Regions from separate parts of the Homo sapiens genome. Here region 1 is linked to region 2. A link is a loop called in an ENCODE intact Hi-C map of the cell type or tissue named here. Cell type or tissue: mesothelial cell of epicardium. All regions are shown on one strand. Region 1 overlaps ERI3 (ERI1 exoribonuclease family member 3). Region 2 overlaps ERI3 (ERI1 exoribonuclease family member 3).

Region 1 (4,000 bases), 98 kb after region 2:
AGGCGGGTGGATCACCTGAGGTGGGGAGTTCAAGACCAGCCTGACCAACATGGAGAAAGCCGACCTCCACTAAAAATACAAAATTAGCTGGGCATGGTGGCGCATGCCTGTAATCCTGGCTACTCGGGAAGCTGAGGCAGGAAAATTGCTTGAGGCAGAGGTTGCGGTGAGCCGAGATCACACCATTGCACTCCAGCCTGGGCAACAAGAGCAACTTGTAGCCTGGGCAACAAGAGCGAAACTCCATCTCAAAAAAAAAAAAAAAAAAGAATCAAAGAATCTCTGTCAAATGGACAGCCATCAAGCCGTTCTGAGACAGCACTAAGGAAGGCTGATCTAAGGTGTATACCTTATTCCGGTCCTTTTGCTGTCTCTTCTGGCAGTTCATTCTCATCCCAAATCTCAACCTTTCCTGCTTCCATTTAAACTTCTTTCTTTTTTGTCCCTATTAAAATCAAGAGCAAGTTGTTATCGTACTCCTTGGAATAATTACTCCTCACATGATGAATTTATTCAGTCTGAACAAGAAATCAGTCACCAAAACTATAATCAATTTATTTTCTAAGTTCTATTTTTGTGCCTCTAATGATTTGTGGTCCAATTCCTGAGCTTTTCCAATTTCTCCACTTCCCTTGTTGACCAGAAGACCTAAACAGCACAGGGGCTCTAATAAGAACCGGACCTATGTTGACCTCAATGGAAGGATGCTATTCTATCTAGGACTGACAACTTCTCCAATCCGTCTTCTTGGCTTTCTCTGAATCCCATCAGGATCCTGCTACCTGCAAACCTTAAAAAAGCTCTCCCATAAAAAAGGGAGATTTTAAGTTGCTACTAACAAGTTTCAACCTGCCGTCCCTTTCCTGAAGGTGGTCTGATGGGTAGTCCAACACAGATGTCTGGCCCCAAACTCACCTTCCCAACTGTTGATCACAGCATTGTAGAGGTTTAATGAAGTCAAGATGCATTACATTTATCACTTGCCCTAGATCCACTCAAATCCATCACTATGTCACAGCAAGAAGTTAAGATTGATCTGACAGGATTTGCTCTTCTTCACAAACCCATGTAAGTTATTACTCAGTGCCCCACGCTCTTCTAGCTGTTTGCTGATTGATTATCTGACGATCAGGTCAAGTATCTTCTCTGGAATCACAGTAAACTAACGGGTCTATAATTTCCAAGATCATTCGTATTCTCCTTTTAAAGATAAGCAAGACAGCAAATGCTTCTTCCCGAGTTCTCTAAAGCAACAGCTAATGCTTTGCTAATAATGAACCAGGGCAGCCAATTCCTTAAGTGCCCTTGGAATCACATCATCAGGGTTCATTGATTCTGGAGATAATCTTTAATCAGGCCCAGACCCTGGTAAACAATGTGAAGCCCTAACTCAGCCTGGGTCTGGAAGGTCTTGGTGCCTAAGTCTGGGAAGGAAGTTGGTGATACAAGCTGTTTAAATCTGTACTGCATGATGTCTTCAGCATTGTGATAAATAAATAAGTAAAAATAAAGCCCTTGAAAGAAAGATGAAAGGTGACATTGACAGACCAAACTGAGACATGATTCAGGCTTCACCTTCAGGAATATTGGCAGGACCCTCTGCAGGACAAGAAAACAGAGCTACATAATTATCTGAGTTTATAATCTAACTGAAAAGGTAAGAAAATACACATATATAAGCATATGCCAGAAAGCAGTAAATGCCATAACAGAGGTGCCAAGCGATTATGAGGGATCAGAAGAGGGATGAATCATATGTGACAGAGATGTGTTAGATTTTAGTCTCATGTCCCACTAGGGCTTACCCAGTGACTGAAATAGAAGAAATAATATGACATATTAAGATTTGGATCCCTAATTCCCAACATGGGAGAATCTTAATAACCAAAATTCCCAGCATAAGCACCAGCTGCCCTCACCACACCAGAGAAAATCCAGTAGTTTGGGGAGGCATGGAAGAAGACTACAGTATAGGCAGGAGCCAGAGGCAGAGAACGTAAGTGTGGCTTGAGTAGCTCCCAAGCTGCATTCCCTTACACCCAAAGGACCTTCCTTTAGGATATTCTCCTTATCCAGCTCCTGGGTTCCCAGCCCTCAGTAGGCCTCATTCCAGTGCCTCAAAGGCAGACCAATGCATTAAGGGAGTATAGGAAAGAGGAGAGGAGAAAGGGAACACTAGAGGTTGTCATACCTGCTTTATGTAAAATAATTTACCATTTTGAAGACAGATCCCTTCCTGAAAAAACCAACCATGACAGACAAACCCAGTTTATCTTTAAATGGACCACACTCCTCCCTACCTTCGAAGTGCCCGATGCTGAGGTCCCCTTCTCTCCCTCCTCCTTACGATTGAAAGCTGTTCCCAGAGCAACATGTCTATGCATCACACACTCTATAACCTAACCCTATAGAGAAGAGTTACAGTCCTAGAGCCAGACATATTCAATGCACCAACACTACAATGAACTGCTACATCAGCCCCCAATCATTCCCTCAAAGCAAACACCACATACTTCAATATCACCTGCAGCTAATCCAAGCCTCCTAGCAGCATTAACTTAAAAGCTAAAAGGTCTTTGAACACAGCTGGTGACTAATGAAAAAAAGCAAGCAAAGAAATTGTCCTTTCCAACAGACCAACAATGGTACTTGCTCAGGTTATCTAATGCTGCATAACAAATCATCCCAAAACCTGTGGCTTAAAACATCAATAATCATTTGTTATCCCTCACAGTTCCTGTGAGTCAGGAATTTGAGAGTGGCTTAGCTGGCTGGTCTGGCTCAAAGTCCCTCCTAAGGTTGAAGTCACATGTCCACCGGGGCTGCAGTCATCTGAAGGCCTGACCGGGGCTGGTAGATTCACTTCTAAGATAGCTCATTCTCATGACTGGCAAGTTGGGCACTGGATTTTGGCTAAGAGCCTCAGTTCCTACACACATGTGCCTCTCCACAGGGCTGCTTGAGTGTCCTGGCAGCATGACAGCTGGCTTCCCCCAGAGCAAGTGGTCCAAAAGAGCAAAGTGGACTGCAATACTTTTTATAACTTACCCTCAGAAGTCGTACATTATCTCTTCCACTGTATTCTATTAGCTATACAGGAATATCTTTGATTCAGTGCAGGAGGGGAACTACCAAGGGTGTGAATAGCAGGAGTTAAGAATCATTGAGGTCATCTTGGAGGCCAGCTACTATAGCACTCCTTAAAGGAACAAGTGGCAGTAGCAGGAGAATGGAGGAAAGAAGAGAACAGAGAAAGGAAGGACGGGAGAAGGAAATATTTTGATTCCCAAAAGCTGAGACTAGAGAGAAACAATGTACCCAGTTCTCTCCAGAGACTTCTCAGGTCTACCTTACACTAGCATACCTGAAACAAGTCCTGCTTCCTAGACAGGAACTCTAAATGAGTAGCTAAAAGACAGGAAGGCATGAGAAAGCTCCTTTGTGTCCCAGGAAGCAAAACTATCCTCCCTCCCTCCTTGCCCCCCCCACCTTTTCTAAAGCAATGATGGAACAGTTACCTGAGGATGAATCTGTGGCTTGTCGCACGTGGCCTCAAAGTCCAGCACTAAAAAGTAGTGATACCTCTGGGGAGGGAAGGACACCATTGCCGCCATGGATGCGCCAAAGCCGTGGGCCGCCAGCTTTCTGGTGGATATGGAGCAGAACTCCGGAACACCACAGGGAGAAAATAAGTGGGAGCCCAGCACTTTTCTTGCTCTTGAAAGTAAATACGAAGAAAATCGAGCTGCTCCAGTCTGTAAAGGTGCTAGCATTGAACATCCAGAAGCATCTAAAACTTAGGGGAGGAAAGTTTAAAAAAAAAAAAAAAAAAGAAAAGAAAGAAAAAAAAAAAAAGAACAGAGAGCCTGGGTTACTCCCTCCCACTGTGGCCCTGTTCCATCTAGTCTTCAGGAATATCCACGCAACATGGGCCACTCCCCAGTGTTTCTGGGCCCCTTTTCTAAATCATAGTATTCGTTACTAAAGTTCAAGACCCTAA
Region 2 (4,000 bases):
TCATCTCCCACAATGATCTCTTTCCCAGACACTTCACTCAGAAACTTTTCTAGAAATTTAAATAGATGAAGGAGCAAATATGGGCCAAAGATTTTACAGTTCTTGCTTCCAGTGAGCCTGACAGTTAGAGGCCAGCATCAACCCCATTTTCAAGAGGAAGAAACATCCCATAGTGAATGACTTACCTAGTACCACTCAACCTTGAAGGCATGAGCCTTAAACTGAATGAGGTCAGCCCAGCTCCAGGCTCCAGCATATCAAGATATGCTCCCTCTGTGGGCATTTCCCCAGGCACCCTAGCTCTCTAGAACAATCCTAAAAGGCACCTGGTTTATGAACTAGGTGCAGCTCTGCCAGGGCAGAGGCCTCACTGTGCACATGCTCAGGGTTTGTATTTCTATTCAAAGTGGCCACTTTGAAAATCCATACGTCTCCAGGCTCCCTGTACATCATGGTGTCAAGTCTTGGAGCAGAGGCATCCATCAGGGGCTCCCGAAGGCCACGGTCTGCATGCCCACGTGCCTGATCCCACCCACGTGCCTGGCCTTGGCTCCCGGCGGCCGGCAGCACTACCTTGTCCTGTGCACAGGCTCACTGTAGCCCTAGCCCGTCTGCTTGGCCCTCTTACCCTGGCCTTAGACTCCTCTGGGTGCCCTGCCTCACCCCTGCCCCAGAATACCTCCTCGGCCCTACGCGGCCTCTGCTCTTCTCTCTTGGAGCCAGGCAGCCAGCACGGAGGCAGCCTCGATAACTCGCTAACGTGCTGCCCATGCTGTTCTTAAAAATTTATGACTGTGCACCATGAAAAATCCAGCTGAGGAGCCATCATTAGCGGTGCTGCCTCCCTCCCCCACCAGAGCCACCCTCGTAAATTGAGATTTATGGCTGCGGCAGGCGGGGCGGGGGCGTGTGCAGGCAATGAGGATGTTGTGGGGGAGACAGGGAGAGACCAATGAGGCAGCCGCGGGGCCAGGGGCTCCCCCCTGCGGCAGCTCCGGTTTATCGCAGGCTGCAGTGATAATCCCTGCGGAGAGTAAGGGCCGGCCTGGGTGTCAGCGCAGGGCTAGATCCCGCCTAGCAGTGGGACGGGACAGGTCGGGGAGGGGCCTAAACCAATCACCGGCTCCTTTCGGTGTATAGGGCCAGATCTTGAGGTGCCAGGTTCCAAGCAAAGGCCTTTAGGGAAGAAGCATCATCGTTGCGGAGATCACAAGGCCTGGCCACCGGAGTCAGCTTCTCCCACCAGAAGCATCTGGGTTGGGCTGACTGTCCTATCCCAACCCAAGAGTGACGGGGAGGCAGGAAGGATGCCTGAGAGCCTCCTCTCCCCTTCCTCTGGTAAGATGGGCCCATGGAAGGGATATTCACAGCGAGAGTATAGGACTGAACCCCATCACATAGCCTCCCCCCACAGAGGCCAGACTGGGGCTGAAAGGAAAAGGAAGTGATCCCACAGCCTGCATCTACCCTGCAGGAGGAGGGGAGGAAGAGTCCCCTCCTCCTCCTCCCCTGCTCACTTAGCCCTGTCAGCCAGGCCATTATGAAATTGGGGTTTCATTTACAGACTAATTAAACATTACAGCTTGTTCACAATTACAACGCGGGGATGAGGGAGTAACTAATTACGGAAGAAATGAGCTAACATTTATCTCTGCTCCCACCCTCCCTCTCCCCACTGCTGCCCCCTCCCCCCCCCAATCCAGCTTCCTCCCACTCCCTGGTCACTACCAACTCTCTAGGCTTATTTCCTAGGGTGGGAGACTGGAAGGGGCCTGGTAACCCCCAGCCCTGGACATAAGATCTAACTGCTATTCTTAGCTATTCTGGGAGAGGGGCTTAAGAACTCAGGGCCCTGTGGCAGGGGACAGTAGGTGCTTATGTGCAAGACCCTGTGGGTATGGCCTGTGATGGTATGTGTGGCTATGATATCTGGTGTGGGGGTCTGCTTTGGGGTGTGTGACACTGCTGTGGGGCTGCAAGACTCTGCATTATCTCCATCTTGTGGCAAAAGGTCTTGATGTGACTGCTGCAGATCACTGTGTGATGGGATATGAGTGTGAATGAATCACACCCTCAACCCTCAGCCCCAGGCCAGGATAGAAAAGAACTAAGCGGCTGCAGGAGGTGATGGTTAATGCAGGCCTGGGATATGGCCCCTAGAGCCCAGAGTCCAGAGCCCAAATTCCTGCTGGGAGGCCCCATTCACTCTCCTGCCTCAGAAGCAAGAGGGGCAGGGTTACCCTGCCCTGGGGCTCAGCTGGCCTGGCCTTGGCCTCTTGCCAGATGTTCCCTCTGGGGCCCAAGGAACCTCCTGGGGGCCTGGGGTGCCCCCTGTGGGCAGGAATCCTGGGGTCTGGCTGGCCTGCCACAGCGTTTAATAATAGTAACAGTGAGTGTAAGCGTTTCCATCCTTCCTGTCTTTGGGCAGAAGAAAGGAAAGAGGAGGGAGAGGAGGGAGAGGAGGGAGTGGAGGGAGCCGGCTGAAGGGAGGCTTTGAGGCCTCAGAACTCACATCAAACGGCAGGATCTGGGCCTAATTGTCTGACCCCTGCCCCTGCCTTCAATCAGCTCTGCGGCTCCCCGCCCGCCCCTTGCCTAACTAGCAGCCATGTTCTCCTCATTAGGACAAGCTCCCCTTGCACACGTGTCCCTGGACATGTCTCCAGCACTCCCAGCTCCCAGCCCTGCCTGGTGGGAGGGTACAGCAGGGACCCAGTTTTGGAGGGGCCTCTGGGACAGCTATACCCTCAGCCACCACAGCAGGCTGGCTTGGGCTACACCAGCCCCTCCTTGAGCTACATGGGCCTAGAGGCCGTGTGCTGGGACACACTTCTGCGCTGGCTCAGCTGCTGGGTACATTCTGTCCTCTGTGTGTCCTTCTTGCTACAGCCCAACTGTCTCAGACACACAGCTCCTGAGAGCAGGGCCTATTTGATTCCAGTCCCCTTTGGCCTGGTTCAGCCTGGCTTGGGCTGGTTTAGCCTAGTAGGAGGTTTGAGTCAGGGTCTGTGTTCACAGGCTAGTAGCTGAATGAACTTCTCTGCCTACGGTACAAGGATGGCTCTCTTAAATGGATCCAGGCGTGGTGACATGTCGCGTGTCTGCAGCTGGTGGAATGGAAGGAAAGCAGTACTCGTGGTGGTGAAGAACTCCAACCCTAGACTAGGAGAGATATGTTCAAATTCCTGCTCTCTCACTTCCTTGCTGAGCAGCAATCGGTCATGACAACCTTCTGGACCCTCAGTTTCCTCACATCCAGTAGAGATGACAGCCCTTATCACGGGGTTTGAGAATTCAATGAGAGAACAGATATAAAGCCCTCTGTACTAATACCTGGCCCTCAGCAAATGTAGAATGACACTGGTGTGATTCAGACCAGACCAAACAAATTCCCCTCTCTGCAGGCCACAGGCCCCACTTTGCCCAGTGGGGCCTAGGCCTGGTCAGTAGTGTCCAGGATGGGAGGAGCTAAGAGGAAGGGTCCAGAACCCTGCAGAAGGGTAGGGGCAGCCCCAGGGGGCACAGCTAATACTGAGGACAGAGCACCTATGCTGGAGCCAAAGCATAGGGAGGGATGTCCCACAGTAGCTGCAGGTGGAAGGGCAGGGCCCAGCTTAAGGAATGTCAGTTGGCATTAGGTCAGATGGGGTAGGTCAGCAGGGCTGGCCCATGAAGTGTGGATTGTCCCATGAGTACTGTGGGCCTGAAAGGAGGGGCTGCTGTGAATGCCACTGGAGTGAAGGCTGTCTGTGCCACTCTAGGGATTGATTCTCAGGGTACCAGGAACTGGGGGAGGGGCTGGCCTGGTCTGGGCCCTGACATTGTCTCTCACCTTAAACCAGTGGTAATGACTTGCAAATATTGATGAAAACACAAACTACAGATATTGTGTTTTCAGGGAGTGAAGGTGGGGAGAGGGGATAAGGAGGAAAATAAACTGAAATGAAGTCCGGTTATCTCCCATCTGTGGCTGCTCCTAATCCCCCAGCCCACAGGAATC

The links. Hi-C counts contacts between places; a loop is a spot of excess contacts. Peaks named below come from ENCODE experiments on the same cell type or tissue, not always from the same donor. Only the 100,000 strongest peaks of a DNase experiment are listed, where the experiment ranks them.
Region 1: it touches region 2 in a loop (11-fold over the local background); 1 of 110 quality-filtered maps calls a loop at or near these places.

Annotation. Positions count from the first base shown.
Region 1 is chr1:44,335,527-44,339,526 of GRCh38, forward strand. It overlaps ERI3 (ERI1 exoribonuclease family member 3), which reads right to left. Exons shown (of 9, transcript NM_024066.3): 3 at 3,519-3,796. Among named protein-coding and RNA genes, the nearest start is that of ERI3, 18 kb to the right of the region's middle. In mesothelial cell of epicardium, no CTCF peak of the experiment used is centred here; no DNase peak of the experiment used is centred here.
Region 2 is chr1:44,237,345-44,241,344 of GRCh38, forward strand. The region is part of intron 8 of ERI3 (ERI1 exoribonuclease family member 3); the gene reads right to left. The region is part of intron 2 of ERI3-IT1 (ERI3 intronic transcript 1); the gene reads right to left. Among named protein-coding and RNA genes, the nearest start is that of ERI3-IT1, 4.9 kb to the right of the region's middle. RefSeq lists enhancers at 689-1,332, 2,743-3,371, 3,372-4,000. In mesothelial cell of epicardium, CTCF peaks have their summits at 982 (motif pointing left) and 1,186; DNase peaks (open chromatin) are centred at 917, 2,284 and 2,625.